3 separate regions of the Mus musculus genome follow, and all the other regions are linked to region 3. A link is a loop called in an ENCODE intact Hi-C map of the cell type or tissue named here. Cell type or tissue: left cerebral cortex. All regions are shown on one strand. Region 1 overlaps Col23a1 (collagen, type XXIII, alpha 1). Region 2 overlaps Col23a1 (collagen, type XXIII, alpha 1). Region 3 overlaps Col23a1 (collagen, type XXIII, alpha 1).

Region 1 (8,000 bases), 49 kb after region 3:
TGGGACCAGAGTAACTTTTTAAAAGGATACTTTTAAAGGATAATTTTAAAAAAGATTCTGCGATACACATGTGCCTACACAAAATGAGATACCTTGGGGGTGGGACTGAAGCCAGCAATGCCTTGCTTGCACCTTACGTACACGGCCTGAGGGTGACCTTGCACTGGTGTTAGCTGTGCCCCACCCCATGAACATTGCCCCCACTGTAGCATCTTGGATTTTGAAGGATCATGGATTTGGATTTCCTAGTAAGTGGTCCTTGTACTTGGTCTATAATCAAAATGTTCATGGTGAACCCATGGACACAGAGGTCATGAGCCATGGTACAGTTAATCTAGATAGCTTCAGTAATGAGAGACATATGGATCCTATGTCCCAACCTCTGCTCTGAACAAAGAACTGGATTTGTCTCAAACAAAAAACAGTTCAAGGCCAGGTTTGTCTACATAGTGAGTTCCAGGACACTCAGGGCTACAGAGTAAGATCCTGCTTTAAAATTAATTAATTAACTCAAAATAAACAAACAACCCCCCCCCCCCAACAAATATAAAAATCAAGGCCAGCAAGATGGCTCTGTGGGTGTGCCCAAGCCTGATTACCTGGATTTGATCCTGTAGCCCATGTAGTGGAAAAAGCACTGAGTCGTAAGTCCTTGAATGGGACTCTGAGTCCCTGGTCCCTTCCTCTTCGTCATCATGTCCTGGCCAAGAAGAGAGCATTATGTGTTCCACCAGAAGGTGCTGCCACAAGCCCCAAAGCAACCGAACCACGTGTCCATGGTCTGAAACTGAAAAACCCTAACAGCGATGGCAAGCCAACACCAGAAGAGATGCAGGCAAGTTCTGGGAGCTCTACAAGGTCTCGGTTGAGGATGTTTGGTTGGGAATCAGCCCAGACCATGAAGCCCTGAAACTGTTCCTGTTTAAGCCACGGATGGAACTCTTCATCCTCTGTATCCATGGAAACACTAACTGGGGGAGAGGACTATTCTCTTTCATTTGTTGCCATGCATTATCAGTGCATGTGATTATTTCCATTACCAAGCAGACGGACAGACGGCGGGTGTTAAATAGGAACTGACAACCCCCAGGCAAATGCTCACGGAGACCTTGAAAGCAAGCCATTGGAAGGAAGCTGATTGGTGTGGCCGGATTCTGATGGTCTTGCTCTGGGAACCTCCATTGGCATGGAACACGATGGAACACTGCTGTGTGGAGGGACAGGCGAGCGAGCGCCTGCCCCGTGGGCTCTGAGCCTAGCTGTCACCTGAGGCAATAGCTATTTATGGGAGACTCTCCTGCCTTGTGTGACAGCCAACAAGGACTTTGGAAATCCAAATGCTCATGGGATGAGCGTCAGCAGGCATGGCCTGTGTCAGGGGCTAGAGAACCAACCTCCTCTCTTATTTCTAGAGGACAATTATATCCAGAGGCGCCTTAGATTATTTTCTGAGATATGATCTCATGTATCCTAGGCTGGTGTCCAACTCACAAAGTGACTAACGATGACCTTGAACTGCCGATCCTCCCAAGTGCTTGGATTATACATGCACCACATGCCCAGTTTATACCGCACTGTGAATTAAACCCAGGCTGCTTGCATGCTAGGCAAGCACACCGCCAACTGGACCACATCCCTAGCCCCTTCCCTACTCTTTTTTTGCCAGCATTACCCTAAGTTCCTCTGGGAAGCCACCCTGTTTCTGATTTGGGTAGAGCTGATGCTGATGCTTGACCTGAAGCTTGGCCAAGCAAAGCCTCGTATCCACTTAGTCTCCATGTCAGGGGGTGAACAGGTTCAGGGTGAGCAGATGGCCACTAGAGCAGACCGAGAGTTCTCATAGGACCTTCATCTGGTAAGACACGTGCCTCAGCTGGCAGAAGCTGGCTTTGCTCTTGTAGGAAAGTGCCTGTCTGAGAAGGGGGCCACCAGAGCCAAGAGACAGATCAGAGGCTGTCTTACTGCCTTGGGAGAGGCAGGGTGTGTATATGTGTGGGGAGTGCTTGCTGTAAGGCAGGCGGTGTGGGGGGGGGGCGGAGTGCTTGCTGTTCAAGTAGGAGGGTCTGAGTTCGAATCCCCAGAACCCATGTGAAGCCAAACATGGAAGCACATGTCTGTAATCCCAGCGCTCTAGGTATGAGATGGGAGGTGGACCCAGGAGAATCCTTAGACTCTTAAGGGTGAGCTAGCCAGGTATATGCATTCTGTCTCAAAGTGGAAGGCAAGGACTGGTACCCAAAGCTGTCCTCTGACCTCCACACAGGTGTCAAGGCACAAACACACCCAGATGCAGGCACAGAAATGTTCATGTTTGTGAAGGAAGCTACTTGCTGTGGACAGATTCTGATGGTCTTGCTCTGAGAACAAGAGCATGCACACACTCACACACACACAGACACAGACACACACACACACACACACATATAGACACACACACTTAGACACACAGACACACACATAGACACACAGACACACACATACACACACATACACACACACACACACATAGACACACACACATAGACACACACAGAGAGACACACACAGAGACACATACACAAACTCACTTTTACACACACAGCACAGAAGGTGTCACTGTGCCTGTAACCAGCAAACCTGAGTTCAATAGACTTCTGATATTGAGACCACTATAAGCTAGGCTTCTGACATTTGCAATAAAGGAGTCCAGATACAGGTATGGAAATGAGGGGTGAGGAGGCTAGGAGTCTGTGATGGGGCATTTCCATTTCTGTGCTTGGGGGACACACACAGAGAGGACCCAGCATCCCATGAAAGATTTGAACCCCTAGATTGTGGCTTCAAACTCAGGACTACAACAGAGAGAGCTACCGACTGGGCAGAGGCTGTCTTAACAGTATCAGGTTTAAGGAATGCCTCTGTTCTACTGCCTTCTAGGCCCCTGCCTATTTCATAGTGTCATGTGACAACATTCTCCACTCTCATGTTGTCAAGTCTCTGCCTTCTACAAAGATGGGCCATTTCGTTGTGGCTTTTTAGGGTGCAATGGTAGGCCGGACTGAGGCAGTCAGAGCCACAGTGGGGAGGGGGCAATGAGTACAAGGTGACTCATTCCTGGCAGACATGCCCATCTTGTGGCCCATGGGTCACATGCAGCCCTGGAGAGCTAGGAATGTGGCCCAACACAAAATCATCAACTTACTTAAAATATTATGAAATTTTCTTTTTTGAGGGGGGATTTTTTTCCTGTAACTTGCTTGCGCAGGTCTTAAGTGTGAACTTTGCAGATGACAACTTCATGTTGCAATGTCAAAATGCTGGACTCTTCTGGTAGAGCATATGGTGCAGCAGGAGATCCAAAGTCAAGAGGGAAAGGGGGTGACGTCACAAGAAAAGGCCAGAGAAAGGAGATTCCCCAGAGCGATGGATGGGCAGCCAGCCATGGGCTAGTGTGAAGCAAATTCACACCTGAAGAAGACCTCACTTACAGAGCTTTTCCTGCTGAGCTGGGTAGGAAGTGGGAGGGGCATCCTTGGTGGAGTGAGAGCCTTCCACAGCTGTCCAGATGTTTTCACAGGGTCATGGCCCCAGCCTCCTTGCTCCCATGAGGAGGAGACTGGTCTGGTCTGGTCTTTGTCTGTAGTACTGGCAGCCTTGTCTCCCTCTCTGGGCCCCTGAAAGCTCCAGCAGGCTGCTGGGGGCACCTTCCGCTGCCAGGAATACATTTCCTACTCTAATTCTATTTCTGAGAGGTGGCTGGCCCGGATGCCTGATGTGTCAAATCATCCCGAACAAACTGTCCCTCCAACTTTGTCATCAACAGGCTCAAGGCTACATAGTCTTTCCAAAGAGCGGGGAACAGCTGTGTGTGCTCAAGTAGGGACAGCCACAGTAGCCAGTTGGGACATCTCTCTGTGGTCCACCCTGGGACCCATTGGCTTCTGGTCACAAACTGCTACTCAGATTCTCTGCTTGGCTGAGAAGGCTACAGGTGAGAAACCTGGCTGAAGTCTCATAGGACTCAGCCACAGACAAAAATGGCCTCAAATATATTCCTCAGACAATCCTTCACACACACACACACACACACACACACACCTCACACATGGAACTCACACTCAACAGAGACTTACATATCCATGAGTCAGAAACACCTGGACACTTTCCTTTAAAATAGAACTGAATTTTAAATCCGAGGAGAAAGAGCTAGAACATACTTGGAGTCTGGGCAAACCGGCGTTGGGCCAAGACATCCATCTGTCTCTGAATGGGATGCCTGCTCCCTTCCAGCAGCCTTTCCTCACTTCACCAGCCCAAGGGTGCTAATTCCTGTTTCCGGGCCATCTTCAATCGACATCTCCACCCTTCTAGTCGACTGCCATCTTGAAACCCTTGTCCCTTAGTGTGCCAAGCTCTGGCTTTAACTATTTGCCCTTTGAGGTTGTTTCCTGCACTTAGCCCATCATGAGTGTTCATTCATCCCATGTCAACATGCTCTTGGGGAGTGATTTGTTAATCAGCCTGCTTCCCACCACTACTGACACAACATGGAGGGTAGTGAGATGGATCAGCCGGTAGTAGCACTTTCTGTGCAAGCCCGATGGCCTGAGTCCAGACTCCTGAATCTATATTTAAAAACCATGCATGGTGGCGTGCACCTAAAACTCCTACAGAGGGATGGGAGGAGAGACAAGGGAATATTCTGAGGTCAGTGGTATGGACTACACAGCAGGGTAGAAACAACAGAAAGGAGAGAACCAACTCCTGCAAGTTGTCCTCTGACCTTCATGCATGCTATAGAGAATATGTGTGCTTGTATACACACACACACACACACACACACACACACAATACAATATTGTAGTTTGGGTAAGTACTAAAGACAAAGGTCTGTTTGGCTCCTGGTTCTGGAGGCCCAAGGTCAAGGGCTGTGGCTAGTGATGGCTTTCTTGCTGGGAGCATTCTCAAGAGCTGCACATGGCGAGAGGAGAACACCAGCACGTCTGCATCTCTGCCTGGTCATTGTCCCTTTTCTTGGAAAGCCACTGGGACCCAACCACGAGGACTCTAACCTGAGTCTAATCCTAGTCACCTCCCAAAGCTATCCCCTAGCACCACAGTCAGACTAGGCTGCTGCACCTTCACACTGTTACCATGGGGATTAAACTGCAGTGCAGGTTTGGGGGACACACAGTCACCCACTAGGACAGCCAGTGCCTCCACTTCCTGAAACTAACAGGAGCTGATGCTCTCTAGGACTTGTGACCCTGGAGTTGCCACCAGTCATGACACTACATACAGAGGGTATTTTATGTATTAACTGTCACATAACAACACAATCTTAACTCACTAGTCTTGAACATATAGTTATGATCAGGGACAGCAGGGTGCATGGACAGGCTAGGTCTGGCAGCTCTCTGCATGGTTACAGCTGAAGGCGCTCCCTGTGCCTACGAGTTATAAGCTTGTCTAAGGTGGTCTTATCCTCCCTCTCCCCAAGTGGCCTCCCAGAATCTTTGGAGCCAGGCAGCAAGGTTCCAAGCAGGTCCATCTTCCCAGAACACAAAAAGACTAGGCCATACTTGCTAATGTCCATCTGCTCAAAATAAGCCAGAGTAAAGCCAAGCCGAATGGGGAAAGAGCTACACAAGGCCTAAGTATACAAGGTATGGTCCAGAGCCGCCCATGTAACCGCTTAAAACAGAGGGCTGGGGGAAAGGTGTTACCACTGAAGCCTGGGAACCAGTCACACCTGAAGTCAGAGATCCACCCCAGGTTTTCTAGCTAAACCAAAGCCAACAAGCAAGCAAACACCATCCCCTTACCCCTGTGTTTAGTAAAGCCGTTTTCAGTTAGGTTTGGGTTATGGGTTAACAGACATAAATGGCTGCTCTTTGCCAAGCCCAGAGTGGACTCTGGGGACAAACTGAAATCAGCTGACTCATGCATGTGCTGACAGTTGCCACTACAAGTTTCCAGGTCTGATTCATTGTTCCTTACCCAGAGGGCCACCCTAAGCACAGAAGTAACGGCCAGCAATGGCTGCTGGTAATGTGTGATGGCATACACCATAATCCCAGTTTTTGGAAGGTGGAGATAGGATGGTATCAAGTTCCAAGATAGCCTAGGCTACATGGTAAGACCCCCATCTCAAATTTTTTTTTCTAATGAGCTGTCTTAGCCGGCTTTCCATTACTATAACAAAATATCTAAGGCTGGGAACAGCTCATGAAGAAAGGAGATTGATTTAGATCACAGTTTGGAAGGCTAAAAGTCCAAGCATGGTGCCAGTTCTGGAAAGGGTCCCTGACTACATTCCATCATGACTGGAGCATGTGGGACACAGAGAGATCACATGACAGAGAAGGGAGCCATTTGGGTCAGGCCTGATCTGTTATAATAGCCGTCTCTCAAAACCCAAAAATATCACGAGAACAGCACCAATTCCTTCTGAGAATGTCCCCCATGACTCCAATGTCAAGCCACTTAAAGTTCCCCCTCATAACACTGCCACACTGAAGACCAAGCTTCTACAATATAGACCCCAGGAGGACACACTCAAGCTATACACATGCTGCAGTAAGAGCGTATACTACATATCCTCAAATGCTATAAGCAGTCTCTCTCTCTCTGTGAACAGGTATGCATGCGTATGTGTACATATATGTGTGCATATATGTATGTAGGTATGTGCATGTACAGGTGTCCATGCATATGGTATGTGTATACATGTGTGTACATATATGCATGCAGGTGTGTGTGTAGGTATACTTGCATATGTACATACATACACATATATGCATGTGTGTGTATGCGTGCATGAACACTAGCCAGGGAGCAACTTCAGGTGTTGTTCCTTAGGCATCATCTTCTGAGATGAGCTCTCTCATTGTCCTGGAACTGACCAAACATGTCAAAGAGGCTGGCCAGTGCCCCAGAGGTCATTTTGTCTCTGGCTCCCAAGTGCTGGGTTACACCTGTGCACTACCATGCTTAGTCTTCTTTTACTTGATTGAACTCAGGGACTTGTGCTTACAAAACTCCCACATCTGCTCAGACCTCTTCCTTATAGCCCTGCCCCAAGCAGCTTCTCCCCACCTCACATCCTAGTATAGAGAGGATAAATATGAAGAGCAAGACCTCCACGCTGAACCCTAGAGATGCGTGGCAGTTCCAAGGGTGCACACACATTCTCTAGCACCCATCAAATGGTCCTGTCTAATCTCTGTCCCTCTGAGGATGAGCCGGCCTCAGTGACTTGATTGTATGAAGACTATGGCAGAAATGAAGTTGTGTGTTTTTCCAGTTCAAACAGCCGTACATGGTGGCTTTCTTAAAGGACCCTCACCTTAATGGCCCATTGACCATAGGAGGAAGCTAAGAGCCAAGAGAGACCAGGTGCACATCTACTGGCTGGGGCTCCTTCTGGGTGAGGGTCATCAATGCATGGGCACAGAGATGAGTGACAAGCCTTCAGAGGACCCTAGCCCAGCTCTTTCTAGCTCACAGCTATAAGGGAGGAGAGCCAGAGGCCCATGCAAAATGCACACTTTAAGCTTTAGGACTGTTTGTAACAAAGCAGTGGATAACTGGAAAAGAGTGGCTGAGCCTAGAGGCAAGAGACTCAGCTCATTCAATCTCCAGGTAGGGACATGCTCAGAAGAAGAGAGTTGGCCCAGAATGGGACATGAAACCAGAACCCTTGGTAGAGGAAGTCCTAGATCTGGGTTTTATACCTAGTGATTTCTTCTGGACAGCTTAAAACAAACAAACAAACAAACAAACAAACAAAAAAGCCATTCATAACACAAATTCTTTCAGAAAACAGAAACAAGACCACCGACTACCAACTTGCTTTATGAGAGCAGCATAGACCGACATTAAACCCAACAGCAGAAGGAAGGATATCATACCATCTCTCCACAAATATGTACTCCCTCTGCAGAATGCTAGCAAATCCATGCCAGTAACATATGAAGCCTAAAGACCCCAGTACACACCTTTGATCCCAGCACTTGGGA
Region 2 (8,000 bases), 65 kb after region 3:
TACCTTGTGTCACTTGGTATTATGTGAAGATTCTCTCATGCCTGGGAGTGACTAGGACTTGGGGGCTAGTATTTAACATTACAATACATAGCAAAAGACCAAATGTCAACAGTAGAAGGGAACATAGCTCAGCCCATGATGACTGCTCCATCATCTAAGGATGGAAGACAGACTGAGGGCCCTGAGCCAACAGTGAGGGATTAAGTGGCTCATGTGGGGCATTCTGCCTCTGCCTCTGCGAGACATGGAGAAAAATGGGAGACGCTTGGGGGCTTAGACAGAAAAGACAGGGAGGTACTTGTGTGCAGAGGTGGCCTTAGTTGTGAGGGTATTAGTTTTTTGTCTCTGTGATAAAATATCAGTGAGAATTGACTTAAAGTAAGAAATAATTATCTGAGCTCACAGTCAGCAAAGTGAGGCAAAACATTATGACAGGAGGCTGTTCATCTCATGGTGGGTGGGGAGCAAAGGGCAACAAGAACGCCCCCTCCACCCCATGATGATCTCACTTCCTTTCTAAAGGTTTCACCTCCTAAAAGTTCACCTCCTAAAGGTTTTACCACCCATGGCACCACAGGCTGATGGCCAACACTTAGTATGTGGCTATGATAGGCACATTCTAATCTGCAATATAGTAGGATGCATCCATGCAGGAGTGCCGGGGCCAACGGAGCTCCAGTCTCTGCTCCACTCAGGCAGCTAGGAACGGGGACAGAATGAATGCACAGACCACGTGAGTGATGAAGGGCACAGTAGGCATTTTGGGGAAGGAGATCTAAACGTTTCCCCACAGGGATTACATTTCCGCATCAGAGAGTGGCAAGGAGTCCAACCGGATGTGATTCATTGCTTAGGGACCCTGGCCAGCGCCACCAAAAAAAAAAAAAAAAAAAAAAAAGAGCAAGTGATTTTCCAATCATTGGCCCCTGGGGCAAACTCAGAAGTCAGTAGAGCCAAGCTTGGCCTGAGTGACATCTCAGATGAGCAAGAACAAAAATTACTATGTGCTGAAAGCATGATAAAGAGTCAGGATGAAGATTAGACACCAGAGGAGGGTTGACTGGCCATGGGTGTGGACAGAGTGCCCACTGATGGCATGTTCCACACTGCTGGATGGCGTGGAAAGCCTAGAACAGTATCGGCCACAGCAGCTTATTTATAGACTTTTTACTGCCTCTTCTTTGCAACAATCCCTATGAGACATGTCTCTGTCACTTCACAAATCACATAAACACATTTATAAAATCAACTGAAGCCCATGTGTACAGTAGTGAGAGCTGAGCTGCCCTTCCTCCAGGCCTGACCCTGCCTTTGAGTGATCACAGAGCAGAAGTAGCCACAGACAATAGAAATGGCACTCCCACTCCATTGTCGGCTCACAGGTGCTGTGGGTAAGGGGTACCCAAAGTGTTGGGGTGGGGGTGGTCAAGGAATCAGGAGCAACTGATTCTTCTGAAAAAAAGAAGAAACATCTCAGGGAATGGGATCAAGCTGTGTTTAGGGAATGGATCCAGATTCCTCGGTAAGGAGAGGGGAGAGACTTTAAAATGTTTTTTTAAGATTTAAAATATATGTGTGAGTATGTGGGTATGTATTCACGTGCTGTGGAGGCTAGAGGAGGGCATGGTATTTCCTGGAGCTAGAGTTATATGCAGAAGTGCCTGGGCCAATGGAGTGCCAATCTCTGCTGCATTCAGGCAGCTAGGAACAGGTACTGAACGAATGCACAGGCCTGATGTGGGCTCTGGGACCCAAACCTCTGCAAGAGGATGTGCTCTTAACTGATGACCCCTCCCTCTAGTCCACAGAGTTCACTTTTAGTGGGTGCATAGACATTCATGATATTTGGATGCATGCACACACTGAGTAACCAAGAGCAACCTAGAATACTTGGCACATTCAGTGTCACTTCTTTCATTGTTCAAAATCCTCTGTTTTGAAAGAGGGACTAAGTTCCTGCCAATGGCAATCATCCTACCGTGCAAAGCATGGCCAGACCTGATCCCTCCTGCCCAAATGCAACTTGGTATCTGGGGCCAATCTCTCCTCTCTCTCCCTCTCTACTTTTGTAAGATTAGCCTTTTAAGATACCATATGAGTTGAGACCACAAGGAACTTGTCCTTCTGTAGCCAGACTATGTTTCTTGGCTGGCTGGGTGTATCCATGTTGCCACAAATCACAGGATCCTGTCCTTTTTAATGACTGAATAGAATTCTGCTCTGTGTATACATTCCCGATTTTTCTAACCATCTTCCAGTCATTCTTTCATCTCCGATATTGTGAGTCATGTCACAAAGAACACAAAGGAATGCCAAGAAGGTTCCAGGCTCATGGATGATGATGGAGAACCTGAGTAATGCAGAAGGACACGGGAAGAAGTTATGATCTGAGGGATGGGCTCCAGGACAGGTCAGGAAATAGATTGAGAAGTCTGGAGATAAGGACCTTGTTTGTACTCGACAGTAAAGAGGGAAGTCACCGAACCCTATTAAACCCGAGACTTCCTCCCGCACAGCCAGGGGAAGGCCTTGGGTGGCTGCCAGAGGTAAGGATGGCATAGCCAGGAAGGGCTCAGTGGATGCCTGGAGGGCAGGAAAAAGGAACTTATGGGTGAGAGAAAGTGAGAGTTCCAGCAGGGTGGAACAGGAGCCATGAGGTAAGGAGTGGGAAGCGAGATGCTGAGTCAAGTGTGAACTCACTGGGCCGCAATAGCCACACATGCAGGCAAGCATTACTCTGCAGGGGCCTGGGAAGTCACCTTTGGGTGAGAGTAAGGTTTCAATTGGTTGACTTCAGGAACCCAGATTGCTCTCTACACGCGGGTGGATCTTCTGTCAAACTGTAAATAGAACCAAAGGGCCAAGCAAGAGAGAACGTTCGGGAAGAATACCTCCATACTTTATGAATATCACCAGCGTTTGGTTCTGTAATATAGGTTCTGTATATATGTCTTTGGTCTCAAACCAGAATGTGAATTTTTGTGCTCTCCAGCCCGAGTGGGAACTGAAGACCCTGCTTTCCCCCATGATTCAGACACATGGCCCACACATAGGTCTCCCTGATTGACCTCCTGGCCATATGGAGACTTTAAGGTAAATCTCTTCCCCTCTTCATGGCTGTAGTCCTCAACTTAACTGTAACTCAGCATTCAGCTTTAGAATGATTCCAAAGCCGTGTGTGTTAAAAAGTCCATCAACCTTTTAATTAAGCTGGGCTTGGTGGTATGCCCAGCCCTCAGGAGGCAGAGGCAGAGGCAGAGGCAGAGGCAGAGGCAGAGGCAGAGGCAGAGGCAGAGGCAGAGGCAGAGGCAGAGGCAGAGGCAGAGGCAGAGGCAGAGGCAGAGGCAGAGGCAGAGGCAGAGGCAGAGGCAGAGGCAGAGGCAGAGGCAGAGGCAGAGGCAGAGGCAGAGGCAGAGGCAGAGGCAGAGGCAGAGGCAGAGGCAGAGAAACATCTGAATTTGAAGCCAACCTGATCTATAGAGAGAATTCCAGGCTAGCGAAGGCTACAGAGTAAGATTCTGTCTCACCCCCCTCTCCAAATTTCACTTTAGTTTTGTGCAATATGTCCCTCTCTTGATATTTAGTAAGCACAGCAAGTCGCAGTCCCTAGACATCCCCGTGACAACAAGGGGCGTGCTAGATGGCCTAGGTTGCTAACTAAGTCCTTGATAGCCCAGACTTCTCCATGTTTGCCATTTCTGGCATTTCTTCTGTTCATCTTACTGTTAACCATGCTTTCAAGGTAGTGTTGAGTACTCTGTAAATAGATGCATCATAGGAAAATGGCACCCTTAGATTTTCTTCTAGGGGGGCGCATATCATATTTTTCTCCATTCTCCTCTTATGTGTCTAGTTTTCCTTATTCTGTGATGTGTGTGTGTGTGTGTGTGTGTGTGTGTGTGTGTGTGTGTGTGTGCCTATAGTGCTGGACATTCCTAGGCCCCCAACATGCTGACAAGCACTTTACAACAGGGCTGTATCCCCAGCTCTTTTAAATTTGTTCTGTTGTTTAAAGATCTCATAAAGCTGCCCTGGCTACCTTTGCACTCTCTCGGTAGCCCAAGCTGGCCTTGAGTTTGCAAGCCTCTTGACTCATTGACCCAAGGGTTTGGTTTTTGTTTGTTTGTTTGTTTTGTTTTTGTTTTTTAATTCTGTTAGAATTCTACAGAATTTAATGAAATAAATGGGCTCCCTCTGGTGGTCACGAGAAAAGCTCCAAATCCCAAAGGTCAGACTCTAGTTGCATTTCAAGATCTTTATGGTGCTGGGCACATTCGATAATTAATAGACTCGGAGTGGCTAGATGACATCGGGAGAGAAGACTTCTAATTAGCATTTTCCACTCGTCAGTGAATCTACCAATTGGTTTGTAAAACCACAGCCCCAAACTATGCTCACCACATCTCCTGAATCCAGTCCTGTTTCAGGTTAGGGCAACTTCCACCCCCACCCCCTCCCTGCCCCAGGCCTTGCAGCTCCTGTGATCTCCGTCTGCTCCCCTACCGGTACCATGTTTGTGACTCTTTACCACGGGTCCTGGTGTCTCTGCAGCTCTTCTCCCCATCAGTACCCAGGGCCCTCCTTCACCTCCTCAGGACCTCTTCCCAGGAAAGGCCATTGCCACATGTTTCTCAGTGCTTCTCCACAAATCAGGCACCACTCTAGGTTCAGAGGATGTGACCATGATCAAACAGAGACAGTGCCTCCCCTGAGCACCCTCTTAGGGGCCTCTGTGATGCATCCAGATCTGCAATTCCAGTCTGCCCTCCTGCCACTTCTAGGGTCCCCCTCTTGAAATAAACTCTACTCAGACACTCCATGGTGCATCCCACAGCACACAGCCCCACTCCTTGCTAGCCCTCAGCTCATCTTAATCCCCACAGCTGCCTTTCAACAAGAGTTTAAACTTCATGCTTCCCTTTTATCTTGCTCAGGATGTCAGGCCTCAAGGCCCTGTGACCCTATGCAAGCTGGTTAACATGCCAACCAGTCTTCAAAACTCTACCCAGCTCCTACCTCCCCAGTGAAGGATTCTGCTCTCTGCAAACCAACCTGTCTGTATAGATCCTCTAGCCTCAGCAATGTCTCCTTTTAACTTTTGTAGGACTTTTCTTTGTACTACACAAGTTTACTCCGTTTTTTTTTAATTGATTGATTCTACAACTTGAAGCATCTTCTTCTAAGGATGGGTTTGCAGCGGACCCTAACGGTCTTATATGTCACCCTAACTAGGACTGGACATGTGAGTAAATGAACAAATAACCAAACGGACTGACATCTGTGCACAGAAGAGTGTGGGAAATGCGATGACATCGTTCTCCAGAGAGTTCTGGCACACGCCCATGCGCACACACATGAGGGATAAGAGCCCAGCTCAGGGTTGAAGTGCTTGTCTAGCATATACAAGGTCCTAGGTTCTATCCTCAGCATCACTGCAGAGAGGAGGGAGGGGGAGCTAATTTAAAGGGCTGGGGGAAGCTCAGAGTCAGATTGCCTACTCAGCACTCACAAGGCCCTGGGTTCAATCCCCAGCTCAGAAAAAAAATTAAAAATGACTGCCGGGCACGGTTGCTCACCCCATAACCCCAGCACTGGAGAAGCTGAGGCAAGAGGCCTGCAAAGTCAGGTTGAGCCAGGATTAAACCAGGAGGCCCTGTCTTGAAAAGAGTTCAGCAGCTGTAAAACCCGGCTATGGGATGCTCTCCTAGCACGTGTGAGGCCCCAGGTTTAACTTCTAGCACTGAAAAGAAGGAAGGAAAGAAAGAAAGAAAGAGACAGAGAGAGAGAGAGAGAGAGAGAGAGAGAGAGAGAGAGAGAGAGAGAGAGAGAGAAAGGAAGGAAGAAAGGAAGGAAGAAAGAGGGGGAAGAGGGAGGGGGAGATGGGGGAGGGGGAGATAAGAGGAGGGAGGAAGGAAAGATGGGGGGGAGAGAGAGGGAGAGAGGGGAGGAAGGAGGGAGGAAGATAGATCAGACCCGAAGATTGCCTTCAGCTCTGTCTGCTGTGGTTAGTTTAGATAACACCTTTACAGACACTCAACCTTTCCACAATATCAAGTCAGCTGGGATTTACCACTCCTGGGGGAATATATATATATATATATATATATATATATATATATATATATGCATATATATATATATGTGTGTGTGTGTGTGTGTGTATATATATGTGTGTATATGTATATATATATGTATATATATCATACATATACAATTTCAAAAATGTGTCAAATGAACATAATTTCTTGTTTGAAGAGCGCAAGCTCTCTTCCCTAAGCTCATTCTTACTCTACACCAATGGAGCGAAAACCCGACCACCAGTGGCTTTACCGCTCAGAGCGTTCTGCTTAGTAACACTCTCCACAAATTACAGCCACTCTCATCAGCTCATGTCATGTCCACACCATGCTTGGTGTTTAAAGAAAGGACTTCCACACGAGTGGGGAATTTCTACCTCTCACGTACACATTTGTTCCTTTCTGGAAATGGCTTACCATCCCGCCCCGCCAATCCCCCATGAGGTAAGTCCAGCACACACCATCTGGAGGCCACACGCAGCATCCCTGCAATACCACACAGCAATGCAGAAGGGCACAAAAAGACAATGGCGAAGATTACCACTTTTCCAGAAAGTTCCTGAGACTGCTCAAGGCAGGTGGAGTCTAATTAGAAACAAGCCTGAAGGGACAGAAGTGACAGGCTGTGCTCAGGGTTTCCGGATTCTGGTAGCATCTGATTGAATGGTTTCCAGCCTTGTGATTTCCTGTCTGTTTCTCTTACTCCTCGGTCACCGGTATTTTCTCACCCATATCCCAGGAAAGCACGAAGGTATAACTGACCAGCCCAGGAGAGCATGCTGGTGTAACTCACCAGCCCTTTGTTCTCTCCTTCCAGAGCATTCCCAGGCAATGTCTGCACCTTCTCTCCCCTCTCCATACCTGGGTGACCACATGGATCTGAGCTCATGACAATCAAGAGCTTCCTCTTGAGATGTGGAGGGGAACCTTTGCTAGGTGTTCACTCATACATTCGATCTTGACATAATCCCACGAAGTAAGTACCCTGTTTACAAATGAAAGACTGAAGCAAGTCCTGGGCACTGCACACCTATAGTACTAGAACTCAGAAGCAGAGGCAAGAAGGCCAGCATCTACTACATAGCAAATTTAAAGAGGGCAAACAAAGTCCTTGGGTGCCTGAAGTAGAGCCGGTCTTTGGCCAAACCCAGAATCTGTCTACTGTCACAATAAGAACCATCTAGCCATCTGTCCCTGGTACAAGCCTAACGGGTCATCTACTGTTTACCTAGATGTGTGAATTTTCTCTTGTTCTGGGAACAGAACTCTGATCTTCCTGGGGTAGCTACTGTCCCCCAAACCATGTTTCTAGTAGTCAACTCTCCCTCATAGCTGCATGTGTGTGTATGTGTATGTATATGCATGTGTGCACCTGTGTTCATGTGTATATACCTGTGTATAGATGTGCACATGTGTCCCTGAGTATGTATATGCACGCACCTATCTGCGTGTGTGTGTGTGTATACACAGTGTCTGTGTGTGCATATTCGTGTATGCATGCGTGTGCATGCATATATATGTGTGTACCTATATGCATGTGCGTGTGCATGCATGTGCATGTATGTGCATGAGTGCAAATGAGTGTGTGTGTGTGTACATGCATATGTTCTCCAAATCTCTTCCTGGCCTCCTTTCACCTTAAGTACCACTCTCTGAAGATCATCTCATGCTGAGGCACAGGGAAGGGTTAAGATTTCAGGTATGAATTGAAGAGTTCTCACAGTTTAGCCCTCAATACCTCCCGGTCTCCAGTCATAGGGGCTGGTGAGGAAGGACAGTGCTTATCTGGGGTGGTGCTAATCAGGATTGGCTTAGCCACAGCTATTGGCAGTCACCTTCCTACAGAGCAAGCACCCCGAGGAAAGGCAGCCTGAGAAGGACAGAGACAGAAGGTGAGTGATGGGGACAGTCCCTAAGCTCAGG
Region 3 (8,000 bases):
GGAAGAAAAGAGTGACTTAGGTGTTGTGGATTGCTCTGGTGCTGTTTGCATTTTGATACTAATTCTGCTTCCTCAAAAGGGGCTACCCCTGACAAGGAGTGAACCTTCTCCCCATTTTAGCTGGTCAAATAAAGGCTAGAGCCTGTGATTGGGCAGTGGAAGGGAAAAATGGGACTGGAGGTTTTAGAGAGAGGGAAGAGAGGAAGGAGGAGGAGAGGAGATGAGGAGATGGAGGAGACAGAGGAAGATAGAGGAAGAGGAGATGGAAGGAAAATGGAGCAGAGTCATGTGTCCTGAAGAAGCCGCAAGTAGCCAGGGATCTCCTAGCTGGGGAATAGAGTAGTGTAGTGGTAGATCTGCCCAATCTAGGCATACAGCTTATAAATATTGTAGTGAGTTGTGTGTTCTTTGCAAGGGTTTATTAAGGTTGAAGATTTACGACAACTCTTTGGTGGATGCTTATTTTGTTCTTCTATGTGATGTCCCTACTCTTTAGGATGCAGCAAGGCCTTTTATTTTATCTTTTTAAATCAGCTTCAGGCAGAAATTGGCATCATACGCCCCAGAACTTCACAGCTTCCTAAACAGCACAATAAACAAACCTCTATTCTTTGTAAATTACCTAGTCTCAGGTGATATGTTATAGCAACAATGATTGAAAGCAAAGAAACTATCAAACACGACTGAAGTCCTGTGTAAACATGACTCAAGCCACCACAAAGCTCCCACTGGCTTAGCTAAGACCTGACTAAGCATCGCTAAGAATAACTGCAGTGAGTTGAAATATACCAGATAGGTTTACTCCCGTGAGATCATAATGGCACTAAAGACAGCGCTCAGTGGTTGCCTTTGAGGGGCGCCTGAGAAGAAACCCATTATTTTGAAAACTGGTAGATAAAGAGGAAGAGCCTAAAAACTCTTCCCAGGTGTGCAGACGGCTGCTGATGGGAACCTCCTCTGTGCTACTCCAGCAAGAAAAAGCAGACATGACAGCCTCCTCATTTTACAGATCCCCATTAGAGTCACACGTAAAGCCATCACGATCACGCTGCTACCACAGAAAGAAACACATTTATTCTGTGGCTGATGCCCCACCCTGCAACAGTATTCTTACCCCCCACTTCCCCAAACCAAACCTGAATGTCACCAGGCGTTTACATTCACCCACCAATTACGGGACCGACGGGGCCAGAGGAGTGTATTAAATAACACCACAGGAATGCAGCCATCAAGATCCAGATGGTGGGAAACTAAAGGGCAAATGACCAGGTTTCTTCAATAAATAAATTATAGGGGGGACCAAGAGCATGGCTTGTGGCTAATGCACATAAGGCCGTGGGTTCAATCCCCATCACGGCATAAACCACATGTGGTAGCTCACACCTGCCATCCCCAGCAGGCAAGATGCAGAAGGATGAGAGCATCAAGATCATTCTTGGCTACATGGTGAACTTGAGGTCAGCCTGGGCTACATAAGACCCTGTCTGAAGAGAAAGAAAGAAAGGAGGAAAGAAAGACAGAGAGGAAGAGGAAGAAGAGGAGGAAGAAGGGGAGGAGGAGAATCACTATTAATTAGGTAAACTTGTAATCAACTTCACTGTTACTGGTTATTAACTACTTGTCAACTTTTTAGATTTAATAAATGGTATTTTAATGATTGAAAAAAATATACCTTTTATCTTTAACTATTTACACTGAAATATCCCACCCCCAGCAATATATCTGTAATTTGTTTCCAAAAAAGGCAGTAAATAAGTAGTCAACAATATGTTTTCATTTTTATTTAATTTCACGTTTTAAGGATGTAAAATATGTTTGTTCACAGTTTGCTAATACCCACCTCCTAGGTGGTTGGTATGTGAATGAGGTTCCTGGTCTTCGTTCTACGTTTTAATTTGTTTTTAAAATGTTTAGATATTTTTCCACAAGAAAAAAAAGGCTGAAATAAATTTTAAATAAGATTCCCTCTACCTTCTTTAATGACACGGAGAAATATTTACAAAATGGCAAGAGTCGAAACAAAAACAAAATCCAATACCGACAGTGTTATCTGAGCCTTGCCCATGTATATAAACCACTGTGAGGCCAGAAGCGGCTTCAACGTCACTTTAATGGCAACTGTGATCTCTTTATGGGGCTGTAACTGTGGTTTTTCTCTCCTTTATAGCTTCTGTCTTGGGCTGTGAGTGGGCCTTACTTTACCTTTCCAGAAATATATTTTTAGAAGCATTTAACTCGGATTTACCAGGACAAGCTCAGCGGTTATATTCACGGTGTGTTTATTTCTGCTTTGGCCTGCTCTCTTCCAATAGTCTCCAGGATGGCTGTGAACCCAGAGAGTGGAGCTGTGCCGAGAATCTCCAGATTCAGTCGTATAAACAGCACACAGTAGACCCCAAACAGAAGCACCTTTCTCAGGCCAAGCAAAGAGCAGCCTGTAATTCTTTACCCTAAGGGGACAATAACCAGTCAGGAAACACACACACACACACACACACACACACACACACCAGTGAGTGCACAGATGAGTGAGTGTAGGACCCACTCAATCAGGAAAGGTTGGACTCAGCTGGCCCAGTGAGGACATCCAGATATTGGACAGTCTGAGGGGTGGACCTGTGACCACAGTCATGGTGGACACAGAGTCTGTGCCAGGGCACACCAAACCGTACTGAGTTCTCTGTCACATGGAAAGGATAATCCTAATAGCCCAGCAATCTATGCTAGGATGCATACTTTGGGCTATCAGAAGAGGCTTGTGGGTGGCTCAAAGACCACTCTGTAGTTAAGGGTGCTTGCTGCTCTTGCAGATGACCTGAGTTCAGCTCCTAGCTCTCACATCAGGTGGCTCACAATTGATTGAGGCTCATAACTGCAGATCCAGGAGACACAATACCCCTCTCTGGCCTCTATGGGCACTGCAGTCACATGTACATACCTACCCAGAGACACATAGTTATTGTTGTTGTTGTTTTAAAAAGGTATTTTTTTCTTAAAATAGAAAAAAAGAAAAAAAAAAAAAAGAAAACCAAAAGAGGCTGTGGGAAAGGAAAAAAAAAATGTCCCTGGGATATGGCCAGTATTCTTCAAAAGAACAAAACAAATGTAAGGTTCACACTGCTGGGCTTATAGATAGTTCAGTTAGTAGAGTGGTAACGTTGTATAGGAGGTACTGGTTTGAGTCCCCAGCATCAGAACAAAAATTAAGATAAATTATCTTTAAAAAATCACTCTGCTGAGAACCAAACATTAGTTACTTTTCTTAATGTGACTAAACACTTGGCAGGGAGCCACTTAAAGGAAAAAGGGTTTTACTTCTGGCTCAGGGTTTGAAGGGATACAGTTCATCACCTCAGGGAAAGTGCCATGCCAGCAGAGTGAAGGGCTGGTCACATTGTATCCACAGCTGGGAAGCAGAAAGCAGACACGAAATCTGGCCAAGCTTTTAGATCTCAAGGCCCACCCTGCAGTGATTGGCTTTCTCTAGAGAATCTTTACTTACTAAAGGTCCAGAACCTTCTAAAACAGCAGCACCAGGTTTGGCCCAAAAGTTCCAAACGTATGAGCCAATGGGGGCATTTCAGAGGCAAATCACAGCCAACCAGAAGCTTCCACAACAGTTTAGCATCTGTGCTAACAAATACCTACCCCTTCCTATCTAGTGCCTTTTGTTTCCAGTGAAAACAGACGTCCCTGGAGCCCATGTCCTCTCCTCTTCTCACTATGACCCTGCACCAGGGCTTTTACATTGCTCTCCATGCTTGCTAAACAGTCATAGCCACCAGGCCCTGTGAGCATGGAAAGAAAGAACATGCCTGCTGCTCTGAGGTTTCTGTCAGTGTCCCTGCTGGGTGGACTCGGTAGGGGAGGGTCTCACAAAATCTTCTCTGTCCACCCCCATCTCACTCTCCCCATCTCACCACAGTCTACACATGGGGTATTTTAATTCATGACACAATCATGGCTGTTTTTTTTTTTTCCCCCTGAGTTAAGGAAATAAATAAGAAAAATTCCCATGGGAACCTGCCAGTTGCACCTTTAAGAAAGCGGCTCTCCAACACACGTTGTTGAACAAAACAAGCCACTTCACAGTTTTGGCAGTAGGACTCGGGCCTCGAGAGACTGTGCAGAGATGGGAACTGGCTGAGACCCAGAGCTGCATTCTCATTTGCCTTGTGTTGAGTGGCTTACTTCCCTGGACCTGATGCCTAAGGCCTGGGCCATCTGCTCAACCTGTTTTGTCTGCCTCCATCAGCAGAAGCAAAGGCTGAGTAATAGACTTCAAGATGCTAGCTGCTTTTCCTGGGCTCAGTCTGCAACTTGAGACACTTCCACACAAGGATGTTAGTCAGTGTCCTGGTGGAGGGCTCTGCTCTCTAAAGCCATCAAATCAGCCATAACAGCCCGAGCAGCATGGGATGCTTTGAGGGCATTTTGATGGATTTCTTGACTTTGGAGGTGCCAGGGTAGGCAACACAGGTCTCTGGCAACAGTATGCTGCATATAGAGGTGCCGTCTCTTCTGCAACCTTGGGTTTTGCCTGGCCTGTCTGAGCCTCAGTTTCCCTCTACCCTATAACCCAAGAACCATAACTGAATTAACCTCTCAGGAAGCTGGAGTGGCGATAGGTGGCAGGGGTCCCTCGGCACCCAGGATGTGGCTGGGATTTCTTTTTTTCCCTTACATCCAAAATAATAGGGGTGCAAGTTTGAGAAGATACAGGGAGTTCTAAGCAAGCTCAAGAGTGAACAGATGGTAAGTATCAGAGAAGGGGAGCGGTAAGAGGAAGGGGAGAGGAGAGGAGAGGGTAAATGGGAGGGGAGGGATGAGGGTTGGTTCCTAAAGGACCTGCCTGAAGCTTCCGTGTGTGTCTCTGTCTCTGTCTCTGTCTCTGTCTCTGTCTCTGTCTCTCTCTCTCTCTCTCTCTCTCTCTCTCTCTGTCTCTCTGTCTCTCTCAGACTCCTGATCCTCCTCACTGTTGGAATCCAGGCTCCCATGACACCCCTTGTATGGAGTACTAAGGATGGGACCCAGGGCTGGTTTGAATGAGTGAGCAAGTTAGAGACTAGATTGGCTCCCAGCACACAGTGGGAACTTGTAAACTCCTGGAGGGAATGCAGGCAAGAATCAACTCGCACATTCCCTGGGTGCCAGGCATGGCAGACATTTCCAAGTCACTTCCCTCCTTTTACGACCACCATTTTACACATGACATGGATTCTCTGAGAGTGAAGGCAGGCTTTTGTCCCCCCCTTTGCTTTTCTTTTTTTCTTTCCCTCCAGCAATCAGACTCAATCTCCAACCCAGCTTTTTAAACAAAACCAGCTGAGGCAGTGACTCTGGTCAGCTATGAAAACCCGGCATGTTCCTGCCATTGCTATAACTTATAAGAAACTTTCATATTGGCCCCTTTTATCTCCATATTGGAGGCGGGATAGACCTGCATGCATTTAACTTCTTTCAGCCATTCAAAGGGACGGAGAACCGAAAGGAAGAGTCTGTATTAAATCAGGCAAAATAAGAGGAAACAGATTTAACAAAATATTATGGTAAGAGCTTCAGGTTTCTATAAATCACCCCCATTGAGCTCTGAAATCCCCAAATTACTATTGTTGTGCTATTTAATATTCCCGATCCGTAACAGCTGATGAAAACGTGAAACACAGCCAAACGTGGAGTCGGAAAAACTTCTTTAACTCAATTTGGACTCTGCATTACCGAAACAACAAAAACAAGACACAGCACACACAGAAGGGGGGAACCAAATCAAAACCTTCCAGGATTTAACAAATTTCAGTACAAATCATGAACCAGACCCCTTCAAACAGTGAGAGGGCTGTACAGACAGAGCACCGCCCAAGTCAGATCGCCCAGAGGTTTCCCTCTGCAAAAGGGCCTGTGGCTCCCTCAGAACCAGAGCCAGAGTGGAAATTGGTGTGAAAATTAGTGAGCACAGACGGCCCGCAGAGCCGGGAGGAGAGAAACCGAAAGGCAGCCTTCCCTGGGTATTTGCAATAATAACCAAAGCAGAAACAGCTGCAGGCTGGCACCGCGCACCTCGTCCCAGTGCCGTGCAGGCTGATGTTCAAAGGGCCAAGTAAGTGGATGGTTAGGTGCAGTTTCATGCCTCATTGCACAGCTAAATAAAAGGAAATATACATACATGTATTAAGTGTAACTGAACTTCTGTAGCACCGACAGGCTTCTCCATTTTGGTCTGGAGGTTATTTCAGAAGCCAAAAGTCTTGGCGTTAGGAGGAGGTTTTTACTACAGGCCAAGGACCACCAAAGTAACATAAGGGTTACTTTTTGTTATTACAAGATCATCCAAGGACATCCCTGTATCGTAAGTGCCCATGTTCTACTTAACACCAGAGATATGCAAAGAAGCTTTCTTTTGCTCCAGTGGCTGCTACGAGGTTCCCTTGGTGGAATGGGGGCTGAGCGTGGAGGGGGCGTTTGCTGGGATCTAGAAGGGGACAAAGCAGGAATAAGAATAATGCATGAATTGAGCATCGACTGAATACCAGGCCCGATTCTGAGCATGCTTTATAAACATCCATTGACCTATGACTCTTGGCGGTGGCTAGTGTAACTGCATTTGTTTTATAGTGAGGGAACTGAGGTAGAAGTGCATTGTCTCACAGAAGGTCACAGAGCCAAGAGGCAAGTGATTGAGTGCCAAGGAGCCACATCCCCAGGGATGCCTTCTAATGTGTGCTAGCCCCCATTGGCTAGCCCCCCTCCCAGCCATAGTGTAAACACAGGGGTCTGGATGTAGCAGACGTTTCGTTTATAAACATACAAGAGCTCAAACATCTGGCCTTTCCTCCGAAGCACAGACACTGTGCAGGTACCGGCTCTTTGGTCCGCTAGGTCTGTTGTGGAGCATAAATTCCTGGAGGCTCCGCCCTCTTCCACACTGGCCTGGGGGGGGGGGGCGGCTGAGACCCCAAGTGAGGGCTTCTGCTGCAGCCTCCTGACCACTAGTGTGGCTAGGGCATGTGCTAAGAAGGAGAACTCTTGGTCACCATGCCAGTCTGTAGGTGCCAACTGGCAGCCAGGGCCCCAGCTCTGCCACTTTTAAAACTTTAGTGACTTAATTAAGTATAGGATCTCCTTCCTTCCTTCCTTCCTTCCTTCCTTCCTTCCTTCCTTCCTTCCGTTTCTTTCACTCTCTCTCTTTCTTTCTTTCTTTCTTTCTTTCTTTCTTTCTTTCTTTCTTTCTTTCTTTCTTTCTTTCTCTCTCCCCCTCCCTCCCTCCCTCCCTCCCTCCCTCCCTCCCTCCCTCCCTCCCTCCCTCCCTCCCTCCCTTCCTTCCTTCCTTCCTTCCTTCCTTCCTTCCTTCCTTCTTTCCTTCCCCTTCCTTCCTTTCTTTCTTCTTTCCTTCCTTCCTCCTCCTCCTCTTCATCCTCTACCTCCTCCTCCTTCTCTTCCTCTTCTTCTTCTTGGCAGTGTTTCATTCTCTGCACTAGTTTTAAATGTACTATGTAGCCCAATCTGGCTTCTTGCCATTCTCTTGCCTTATCTCCTAGAGCTAGGATTATAGTTCTAGATCAATATATCCTTTAACCATCTTCACTCATTAAAACATTTTAAATCAATTAAGTACTATTAGCATGTGTGTGTGTGTATGTGTGTGTACACTTGTGTGCACAGCACGTGTAGAGGACAACTCAGAGGATTGGTTTTCCCTGCCCACCTTTAGAGGGTCAGAAGAACTGAACTCAGGTCTTTGGGCTTGTATGGCAAGCCTTTACCATTGAGACATCCTGCCTGTCCCCATCTTTACCATGTTTAAGTGAGCATCTCAACATTTGCATAATTGAGCTACCACCACCACCACCATCCTCAGAACCATCTCATCCTCCCACAGGCTACACTGTCCCCATCAAACACAGATCTCCCACCCTCTCTCCCCCAGCCTCCAACCGCTCATACCCTCTTTTCGGTCTTCCCTGTTTGCTGCCTATAAGTGAAGTCATGTGACATTTGTCTTC

Evidence for each region. A loop is a pair of places that touch in the nucleus more often than their neighbours do. Peaks named below come from ENCODE experiments on the same cell type or tissue, not always from the same donor. Only the 100,000 strongest peaks of a DNase experiment are listed, where the experiment ranks them.
Region 1: it touches region 3 in a loop (2.0-fold over the local background); 4 of 42 quality-filtered maps call a loop at or near these places.
Region 2: it touches region 3 in a loop (2.2-fold over the local background); 2 of 42 quality-filtered maps call a loop at or near these places.

The regions. Positions count from the first base shown.
Region 1 is chr11:51,339,195-51,347,194 of GRCm38, reverse strand. All of the region lies in intron 2 of Col23a1 (collagen, type XXIII, alpha 1), which reads right to left. Among named protein-coding and RNA genes, the nearest start is that of Col23a1, 53 kb to the right of the region's middle. In left cerebral cortex, no CTCF peak of the experiment used is centred here; DNase peaks (open chromatin) are centred at 3,809, 4,189 and 4,539; H3K27ac peaks cover 760 bases.
Region 2 is chr11:51,323,310-51,331,309 of GRCm38, reverse strand. The region is part of intron 2 of Col23a1 (collagen, type XXIII, alpha 1); the gene reads right to left. Among named protein-coding and RNA genes, the nearest start is that of Col23a1, 37 kb to the right of the region's middle. In left cerebral cortex, a CTCF peak has its summit at 4,204 (motif pointing left); a DNase peak (open chromatin) is centred at 2,605.
Region 3 is chr11:51,387,888-51,395,887 of GRCm38, reverse strand. The region is part of intron 2 of Col23a1 (collagen, type XXIII, alpha 1); the gene reads right to left. Among named protein-coding and RNA genes, the nearest start is that of Col23a1, 100 kb to the right of the region's middle. In left cerebral cortex, no CTCF peak of the experiment used is centred here; a DNase peak (open chromatin) is centred at 4,180.